2 separate regions of the Homo sapiens genome follow, and region 1 is linked to region 2. A link is a contact called in ENCODE Hi-C or POLR2A ChIA-PET data. All regions are on one chromosome and are shown on one strand. The core of a region is the stretch at or near the end of the contact, and the rest is flanking DNA. Distances in the headings are between cores, read along the strand shown. Region 1 has its middle 37 kb from the start of ZNF396. Region 2 holds the start of ZNF24TR (ZNF24 transcription regulator).

The links. Hi-C counts contacts between places; a loop is a spot of excess contacts on that map. ChIA-PET counts read pairs that join two places held with the same protein, here RNA polymerase II (POLR2A). Pooled maps may share reads with other maps.
Region 1: a loop to region 2 is called in a map with no recorded cell type, with 5 times the contacts of the local background. The contact joins the enhancer-like site here to the promoter of ZNF24TR in region 2. A Hi-C loop is called at or near these places in 13 of 168 maps with a recorded cell type or tissue (Caco-2, Calu3, HepG2 and 9 more), 16 of 37 single-sample maps with no recorded cell type and 15 of 50 pooled maps. POLR2A ChIA-PET finds 5 or more read pairs at or near these places in 8 of 52 experiments (GM12878, HepG2, MCF 10A and 5 more).

Annotation. Positions count from the first base shown.
Region 1 is chr18:35,412,403-35,417,240 of GRCh38, reverse strand. No RefSeq gene overlaps it. Among named protein-coding and RNA genes, the nearest start is that of ZNF396, 37 kb to the right of the region's middle. Within about 2 kb of position 1,625, at least 2 of the 41 ENCODE cell types and tissues checked have a DNase peak (open chromatin) inside an H3K27ac peak, as active enhancers do; they include GM12878, where a contact is called at or near this core.
Region 2 is chr18:35,464,389-35,469,836 of GRCh38, reverse strand. ZNF24TR (ZNF24 transcription regulator) reads left to right here and starts at 2,672. Exons shown (of 3, transcript NR_186612.1): 1 at 2,672-3,510. It overlaps INO80C (INO80 complex subunit C), which reads left to right. Exons shown (of 5, transcript NM_194281.4): 5 at 1,095-1,504. The coding sequence ends at 1,226.

The DNA of each region.
Region 1 (4,838 bases), core at 376-2,875, 52 kb after region 2:
CAGGTTACACAAAGACAGGGATGTGGAGAGAGATGGGAGAAAGGAATTACAAAAGGACACAAGGAAGTCTGAGGGGATTATGGATTTGTTCACTATCTTGATATTTGTGATGGTTTCATGGGTTAATCCGTATGTCAAAACTTACCAATTTGTGTGTTTTAAACATATGCACGGTTTGTATGACAATTTTATTTCTATAAAGCTTTTAATTATGAAATAAAAGAATATTTACATAAATGTACAAGGATGTAATGAGAACACTTTACAAAGTTGTTTCTTCCAAACTAATCTGTAAATTAAATGTAATCCTTACTAAAGTTGCAACAAGATTTTTTTTAAAGATTTGGCAAACTTATTCTAAAATGTAGTAGAATACTAAAGATTCTCAAATAGATTAGTCAATTTTTTTTTGAGACATGGTCTCACTCTATCCTCCAGGCTGGCATGCAGTGGCATGATCATGGCTCACTGCAGCCTCGAACTCCCAGGCTGAAGTGATACTCCCACCTCAGCCTCCTGAGTAGCTGGAACCACAGGCACACGCCACCATGCCAGGCTAAATTTTTACTTTTGTCTTTTGTAGAAATGAGGTCTCACTATGTTGCCCAGGCTGGTCTCAAACTCCTGGGCTTAAGCGAACCCTCCCACCACGGCCTCCCAAAGTGTTGGGATTACAGGCATGAGCCACTGTGCCCAGCCTGATAAGTCAATTTGATAATAAAAACAAAGAAGGACAAATTGTCTTACTAATTAATTGTGAAGACATACTGTAGACACAATATTAAAACAGTGGATATTGGCACAGGAGCAGGCAAATGGAAAATCACTTGCGCCTAGGCAGTCAAGGCTACAGTGAGCTGTGATTATGCCACTGCAGTCCAGCCTGGGTGACAGAGGGAGACTGTATCTCAAAAGCAAACAAACAAACAAAATAAATAAAAAACTTCATGCTTCGATGGTGGAAGTGAACACTGATGCAGCCATTCTGGACAGCAACCTGACACTAGTGCAATTAAATGTGTACATACATCTGTGCACTGAAACCCCTTTATGTATACCCTGTCTGGAAAGCTGCGCATTGCATACAACAATTAGAAGTGGAGTACTATATCAAATTTATGGCATAAATTTTAAATCAGCAAAAGTTAAAGTTGAGAAATCTTAAAGGAAGTGAATAATACCAAAACCAAAAACCCCAAGAAATGCAAATAAAAGATAAAAGATTGGAAAGTTAGACTTTCGGTTCAGTAGGTCAAATTACAGGATTCTAAAAGCACACTGCCATTAATGTGATTTAAAACACATGATAAAGAGCACCACAGATTTTTTTTTAAGATTTATGAATTATGCAAGGATGTGCACCAGAGGTGTCAGAGTAGGACTCTGGAGGAGGGAGCCAAATAGGAGTGACACTCAGAGATGAGAAAAACACAGTTAAGCAAGACGGAATTCATGTGGGCTGATGAAGACCATGTGGGTTTATAAGGAGCGTCTGCCCTTACGGAGACAAAAAGGGAAAGGTTATGACTAAAATAAGTGTGGTACTTAGAGAGAAAATAAATCGAAAGGTCAGCCATGTGAAAGCAACTTTGAAAGGGAACTTCTATATTTTCTCTTCCCTTCCTAATCTACTGTCTCACTCTGGCTCCAGAGGAACAAATGAAAGAGGAAATAAGATTCATTGCAACTGGATTCTTTAAAAATGGCAATTCAATAATATGTTCTCACAAGGGAGTGAAAGTACAGAGCAGGCTGAACCTGGCACTTATCTAAATTTCATTTCACTCATAGTAAAGTGGCAAGAGACAGTGTGATTTATACCTACACCAGGAAAATGTCAGAAAGGTTTTACTAGTGGTGTCCTCCCAAGAAACAAGGTAGAGATGCCACAGATACACCTCCAATACTTCCTATCACCTGTAAAATGAGATCATTCACCATCTTGCTCTTACTGACCCTTTCTAGCCTCAATTTCCATTCTACCCCTAGTAATAGGAGCTCAGTTTTACCCAAACAGACTGAATCAGTGTTCAGACCCTGAGATTTCCTGACCACTTGGCTGTAAAACATCACTTGCTAATGCCTCTTTAGTGACCTTCTCAAACCTTACCCATCTCCCGTGACCCTTTCACATCTCTCCTGTCCTAAGTGAATGTTCCCACTTATGAACTGTGGAGCACTTGTTGCCTAAAGTATTCATTGGCTAATAGTTTTTTTTTTGTTGTTTTTTTTTTTTTTTTAGCATTTAAGGCATCATTCCATTGTGTCCAGATTCCACTGTTTCTGCTTTGAAGTCAGCTTAATTTATGGCTTAATACCTTTAATCAACTTTTTTAAATTCTCAATTATTAACTCTTCAAATACTGCTTCTATTGCACTTCCCTACTCTTCTCCTTCTGGGACTTCTTTGTCTAACTTCTTTGTCTCTTACCCCAGCTTCTGCTTTTTCTATCTTTCATCTCCCAATATTGTACTCTGGATATTGTCTTCTGATCCATTGAAAGTTCATGAATTCTCTCTTCAGCTATCTATTCTCCACCTAACTCCATCCACTGAGTTACTAATTTTGATAGTTGTATTTACAGTTCTAGAATTTTCTTTTTTATATACTTTATATGTCTCTGTCAAAATCCTCAATCTTTCATCTCTCAATGAACACAACAAGCATAATTATTTTAAAGACTGAGTCTTTTAACTTTATTTTCTAGCTCTCCTGTAGGTAGCTGGTTATTTATATGGTTTTGTACGCTTGCATGTCTCGTTAGTTTTCTTTCTTTCTTTTTTTTAATTTGTTGGGTTTTAATGTTTTGTCTTGTTTTGTTTTTTTGAGATGGAGCCTCATTCTCTCACCCAGGCTGCAGTGGCACGATCTTGGCTCACTGCAGCCTCCCAGGTTCAATCCTTCTGCCTCAGCCTCCTGAGTAGCTGGGATTACAGGTACCCACCACCATGGCCAGTTAATTTTTGTATTTTTTTTTTCATAGAGACTGGGTTTCACCATGTTGGCCAGGCTGGTCTTGAACTCCTGACCTCAAGTGATCCATCTGCCTCGGCCTCACAAAATGCTGGGATTACAGGTGTGAATCACTGTACCTGGCCTAGTTTTCTTTCTTTTTTTTTTTTTTAAGTGAAATCCACATAACTTAAAAGTAATTATTTTAAAGTGCACAATTCAGTGACATTTAATACATTTACAATGTTGTACAACCACTAGCTCTATTTAGTTCCAAAATATTTTCATCCCCCTAAAAGAAAATCCATTAAGCAGTCACTATTCATTTCCTCCTCCTTATAGCCCTTGGCAATTACCAATTTGCATTCTTTGTTTCTATCTTTATATTTAAAATGGGTTTCTTATAGGCAACATGTAGTTCGGTCTTGCTTTGCTTGGGTCTCCTTCCCTGTACTGTTGCCTAAAAATCTCAAACCAATAAGCTGGGGCAATCATTTGTTTTCCTTTTCTCAAGGATCACTGTCTTTTGTTGCCTGATGTCCAGTGTCTTCAAACAATTATTTCATATATTTTGTGTGTTTTTCCCTTTTTTGTTGTTGTTTCAGGTGGGAGGTTAAATACGTATCAGTTAGTTTACCTTGAATAGGAGCAGAAATCTGACCTTTAAAAACATAATTTATGTGCTTTAGTTTAAGTAGTTAAATTTTCTGTTCTAATTTAATTTTAATTAATTAATTCAATTTTCATTGTAGCTGTTTTTTAAGGTATGGTGGTGTTTGATCACGTTTTAACCAAGACAAAGACCATTCTGAAATCCTCCCTGGTAGCTTGTATTATATAAAATATGCCCATTTCTTTCAAGTTAACCTCCTTTGCCTGTAACCAACAAATGGCAGCTTCCAGAGCCTCTTTTCCCCAGCAGCTGGTGAGAACAGCACGTGTTTATGAACTGCTGAAGATGTCCCTAGTCATCAGATCAGATGCACTCTGTAGCTGGACTCTCTCCTAAACTGAGATCATCACATCCACTGCCCCCCACTCCAGTTGTCCATAGAACCCTTGGGCTCTATGCAAGCCTGTTAGAGCTCAGGGAGTTTTTGATATTTGTTTTTAAATCCAGCATAATTAACTTTTAGGTGTTGGTAGATTTCTAAAAACAATCTTCATTTACATAAAGATATTTCTAAGTTGAGTTATTTTCTTCTCTCTCTCTCTCTCTCTCTCTCTCTCTCTCTCTCTCTCTCCTCTCTCTCTGTCATCAGCCTGTAGTGCTTCTAAATAATACAGGCACTCTCTGCTGCCCAGCCTAGACTCTCTTGGGGCAGAGGTTTGTCAAAGAACCACTAGCACTGTGGTATGCATGTGCTTAGGTGCCTGCTACCATCGTGTCAGAGGGAGAAACCTGAGCAAGTCCCTCCATGCAGTCTGACTAGATTATTACCTTGGCTTTAACACACTACAACCAAGGAGCATTTAAAGAAAAAGCAGGCTTCCTGTCATGCTCAAGCCTCATTCATCATAAGAACACTCCCTCTGCAGTTATTGCCCCATCTCTTCCTGCCCTTTCTTGTCCAGATTTCTTGAAAAAAAAAAACTTGCTTCCTCCTTGTTCTCACACCTGGCCCAGCTGCAATCTGGCTTTTACTTCCTATCCCCAGCCTTTCACAGCATCTCTCCTTGGCCCCTGCAATCACCTTCAGGCCTCCTCCTGCTTGCACCAGCTGCATCTGCTGCAGCAGACCCCACCTTTGTTTTTTGCTTCTCTGCCACTCTTTCACTCTCTCCGTCCTCAACAAACCTTTAGTGTCTAACTCAAGGCCTGACACACTCCCCTGATTTACAGAGTCTTCTCCTTCTTCACTCCCAATCCTCCAACAGGAGAGGA
Region 2 (5,448 bases), core at 1,423-3,922:
TTATACAAACCCTGACTGGAGGCCCTCTGTGTACTCTGCGTTGCACTAGGAGCCAGTCTACAATGATAAGCAAACTGTGGTTCCTGTCTCATGGACCCTCATAGCCTAGACCATCATCAAAGAGTCATGTAGATAATAAACTTTAAAGCAACAGAGATGTGCATTCCACTGGAATATTTTTGCTGCTGTGAAAGTGGAGGGTGAGGTTCTGACCTCCTGTGGGGGTACAAATAGGCTTCCCCAGAGGTGTAGCTTTGGGGCCGAGTCCTGAAGAATGAACTGGTGATTACTGAGCAAAATGGGCTGCAGTTGGGGTCCCCTGCCAAGGAAAGGACAGATGGGGCATGGTAAGAGGGAGGAACTTAGAGGCCGGGGACAGTTGGAATCAGAGAGTGGGGACATGTGGCTGAGGAGGAGGCTGAGGACAAAGGAAGGCCCATAGCTGAGGAGCTGCACTGAGGACTTGGGCCTTTGTCCCAAGAGCAGAGGAGCCATTTTGAGAGATTTTATGCCGAGGAATGACATGATCAGAATTGCACGTTGCAAAGAAGATCCTGGCCGCAGTTCTAGGGGAAGGGTGGGTGTGAATGGCTGGTGATGCACTACAGAGTTGCTCAGGGAGGCATGGAAGTGGCGCAGGGGGTGTTGGAAGAGCTGGAAAGGAGCATGCTGGAGGTAAGTGGAGCACAGCAGGGAGGGGCACATGCCCAGCATGCTGGGCGTCGGCTCCTGCCTTGAGGAGCACAGACCTGGGACATTTGTTGGAAAGAGGCAGGAGTCTGAAGGCAGGGAGGGATGACCATCATGAATTCAGTCTTGGACCTGTTGCAGCCCTTGAGGCACCAACAAGAAGAGTCCCAGAGTCTGATGTGGTCATTCCCCTTCCTCTCGTCCATACCCTGAAGTGTTTCTAGAGTCTGGGAAGGTTAATGAGCCTGTGCCACAGTGAGTGATTTAGTGTTCTTGGTGGCAGAGTAAGACATAATGAAAATATATATCACTTTCAGTGAAATAGAAAAAATTTTTAAACTTGAACTTAAAATATCCCTACCAGCAAAAACTTTCTGCCCTTCCCTGTGCCTCTTTTCACCCAGGCCAACTACACAGACCCCCAGAGCAAACTGCGGTTCAGCACCATTGAAGAGTTTTCCTACATTCGGAGGCTGCCCTCTGACGTCGTCACCGGCTACCTGGCCCTGAGGAAGGCCACGAGCATCGTTCCCTGAGCCCCAGAAAGGGAGATGAAGTGGAAAGCTGTTTCAAAAACAGACTCTGGACTCATGATTTTGTTTCACGGAAACAAACTCGTTCTGCTGTCAATCTGAAAATGCCAGTGCTGTGCCTTGGAAAGAATGTTTGGCTTTAATTTAAGGGTTTTTTTTTTTTTTAGTGTGTGTTTTCCCTCCAAGTGTGATATTTCCTGCTGAATTAAATTATACTTCAGTTGTTGCCTCAAGTAAAGGTGTTTGACAAGAAGATACAATAAAACCATACTTTTCATTTATCCCAAGTCCCTGAATTTTTGTTTTAAAGTGGTGAACCCCGTATAACACATTTAAAGACTCTGCAGTGAATCCACAACAGGTCTGGATTACTTCTAATCCTGGTGACCCCCCTTTTAGAGCATGTTAGTCTTTGTCTCTGATCAGAATGCTTAGAAGAATTCCAAAATTGGGTCCAGAGAAGAAAGAGGCAAGTAGTTTGTTCTGTCCCACTGGGCTGGTTCTCACATGTGCCTCTGCCTCAGATCGGCCTCCCCTCATCTTTGGAGGTGTGGAGTACCAGCATTGACACTCTGTCCCAAAAGGGCTTTTGTCTTGGTACAGGATGCCACCCCTCTGGCTGCAGCCTGCTCCAGAAAGGGAGTGTTTGCATCTCCATCCTCCAAGAAGAGGAAGCATTTTCTTGGCCGGGGAAAGGAGAGTGTCGAGATAAGTCCTGGGCCTCTCTGGGCCCTATACCCGCATTTCCCCAGGGAGGACAGTGGAAACAGGCCCTGGGGCTTCTGGACCACAGCTGCCTCTGCTTTGGGGAATTAGGCACCAGGTGTCCTTTCTCTCTGGGGAAAGCCCTTCTTCAGGCTTAGAGAAAATAAAACAAAGCAAGTCAGCTGGGAGAGCAGCCTGTGCAAGTGGCAGCTGCCTGGAACCAGGCTCCTTTTCCTCCAGGTTGGCAGCCCCAGCATCCTTCAGCACCTTCCCAATAACAAACCGAGAGCGGGAGAGGTGCTGTGGGGCCTCCCCCTGCCTCCATGACAAGGGACCTGAAAGGATGGCCAGAAGAGGTGGGGGCCTTTCCTAAGCCCACAATCACCGAGCAAGCATCAGAGTCACCTGGGAGCCTCCTGTGACACAGATTAGGGAGCCTGTCTCCCTGAAGTACCTGATCAGTAGATGGTCTGGGGTGGGGCCCAAGAATTTGCATGTTTGCTTTGATGATGCTTTGAGACCCACTTTGATGAAGCTTTGAGACCCATTTTGCTGATGAAATCAATGGTCTCTGAAAGACCAGAGGCTGCTGTTTGGTTTCCGCTTGTACTTCCTGCCAGATGTCAGCCTAGGAAAAACGCCAGCTTCCGTTTTGGTAGAAGCAAGGAGGGAATGAGCCAAGGGTCCTTCCTGCTTCGCTTCCACCTTCTATTGTACAGAGAAAACTTGGGGCAGGTCCACTTCTTTTCCATGAAGGTCCCCAATTGGGCAGTGCCCTGAAATCACTTCTAATGCTGATGCTAGGCAACACCTCAGACCTACTGCTCAGACCCTCCAGGGGCAGGGCCCAGGATTGAAGAGGGAAGCCCTGCTCCACACGTGTTCATCAGGAAGGACCCACAGACTGCTGCTCCTGGAGGCCTCTCGGTTTATGGATGTGTGTTTGTTCCATAAACCCTCAGAGGGTCACCTGGAGACCCGCTAAAATGCAGGTTCTTGGGCCACATCCTAGACCTTCTGACCGACCCAGGGAGTGGGGCCCAGGAAGCTGCATTTGACAGATATCCCCGTGTGATCATCATGCACACAGGAGTGAGAGAACCAGTGTTCTCCCCGGGCAGAAGGGAAGCTCGTGTGCAGGACACCTCACACCTCCTTTCCCATTCCCCTGCCAGGCTCTCCCTGCTGACATTGTTTTTGCGGGAGAGCTGTGAATTCTGAAGATTAGGTTGCTTCTCACCCCAAGCTCCAGAAGTCCAGGCTGAGCCAAACCAAGCTTCAAGTTGTGAGTATTTTGAATAATGAGCCCTTGCTCATTAACTGATCCTGTACTGAAATAGCCCTTGCTGTCCATGCTGTACCCCGGTGGTTCTCAGGCCGGGCTGCACGTTAGAATCACCTGTGTGGGTGGGGGGTGTCCAGGAGGGGGATGGTGAGGGAGGTTTAAAAATACCCAGAGATTCTGATTCCACTGGCCTGTGCAGGGGCCCGGACATAGTATTTTGAACTCCCAAGATGCTTCTAATGTGCAGCCAGCGTTGAGAACATTTGCTGTAACTATGAAGAGAATATTTCATGTAAGGTACATTTTCTTATTCTCAGATCAGCTGGCTCTTTCCATCCCAGGCCATGAGCAAATTGCAAGGGGTTTCTTTGGGATGTGTGTGCATGTATGTGTGAATTTAGAGTTCCTTTTTACATGGCATCCCACACTGGAGTCAACTATGAATGCCATTGCAGATTCCTCCCTCTTCATTCCTACATCACCCTCTTCCTCTTCTACTTGGCTCCAATCCTGCTTCAGGATCACCTCATACCCTGCCTGACACTTTCAGTGTCCTCCTGACAACTTTGAATGACTTTGTTCATCACGGCATATCTACTGGTCATTTGCCTCTGATAAGAGGTCAGTTCTGGTATTGGTCTGCAGGATCCAAAAGAAAAACTCAGACACTTTAAGAGAAAAACAATTAGCTGGACTTGAGAAATCCTCTTAAGACCAAACTCAGGTCCAGTCTGCTCTGACTGGAGTTTGACTCTTTCTTAATCTGGTATTAGGCATGGTTTAAAACGACCTGTAACGTTGAAAATATGCTCTTCAGAGCCAGAAGGCAGTCCCTGTAGGTGAGGGGGACCCATTTTCCCCCATCTCCCAAGTTAAAGCATGGATCTGTCCAAATTTTAAATGTGTTTCATGATTGATTTGGCACCTGGTGGAGGGCTAAACATGTTTGCAGTAAGAAATCTCTTAATTTCTGAATCCATAGTCATTGGAAAAAGATACCAGATATTTGTTACTCTTTCCAGTGACTGTAAATTGGGAGAGTTTAACTTAGTAAAAATAAAGGGTAACGAAAGAAATCAATGGACTATGGAACTTGACCCCATTATCAAATAGGACAGATATCCTGGGGAGAGATTACAAATTATGCCCTCTTACAAATGCATGAAACAATAGTGTCATTTAAAATAATATTCTATCTGATGGGAATGTGTGGGCCTTATTTGGATCCTCATTCAAACAACAACAAAAAAAACTTTAAAATTTTGAGACATTTGGGAATCTGATATATTTTGATATTTGATAATATTTTGGAATTCTCACAAATAGTTGTGATTATGCTATTGTAATGTTAAAATAATTCATATTTTTAGAGACACCTACTGAAATATTTATGGATGGAATGATATGACATCTGGGATTTGCTTCAGAATGATATGAGAGAGAGGAAGTGGATGAGAATCGTGTTGAAATAAGATTGGCCATGAGTCAGTTATAGTTGAAGCTGAGTGATAAGTCCATGGGGGTTCTTTATACTATTCTGCCTTTGGTATATGTTTGCATTTCTTCATAATAAAAAAGCTTTCAAAAAGAATGAGATATTTTTATTACTAAAAATTGTGATGAAATCTTACCCAAAGTTAGTGCTTTGCATTAGCTTGCACTGGCTTACAGATGCTGAAAGTTTGAGAAATGCTGCCTAAATGGTATGCGGTCTTGAATAGAGGAAGTACCCAATTCCTAAAACATCTAACAAAGAATATAGAAGAGAAGAACCATGGACAGGTAAAGTTGTCCTGTAAATGTTCTTAATAGAGGTCTTCATTGTGTGTTCAGTTGTCCCGGAGGGCTGTGTATTTAAGAGTATTTTCTCTGTAGAGGTTAGGAAGCCTGAGAGTGAGAAGACCAAAGACTTCAGCTTTGAGGTTCTAGTGGGGTATAAATCTTAATAGAGAGGGCTGCGGATGCATTGAATGACTGACTATGGCTTGAATAAATACCTGTTGTTATAATTCCTGATAGAATCTGCAGTATTCATTTATGTAAATAGAGAAGGAAATTAGGTTATCAAAGAACTATGCACCTGCACAAATTGTTTGGCTTCAAGGAATTGCTTTTGCTGAATTTCAACAGGGTTTATGCTTTTGTGCCCATATTAAGGAATTGGATTGAAAGAGGTCAGGAGATATGGACCTACAAAAATGCCTATTACATTTGTCTCAGAAATGTCCCACAGAA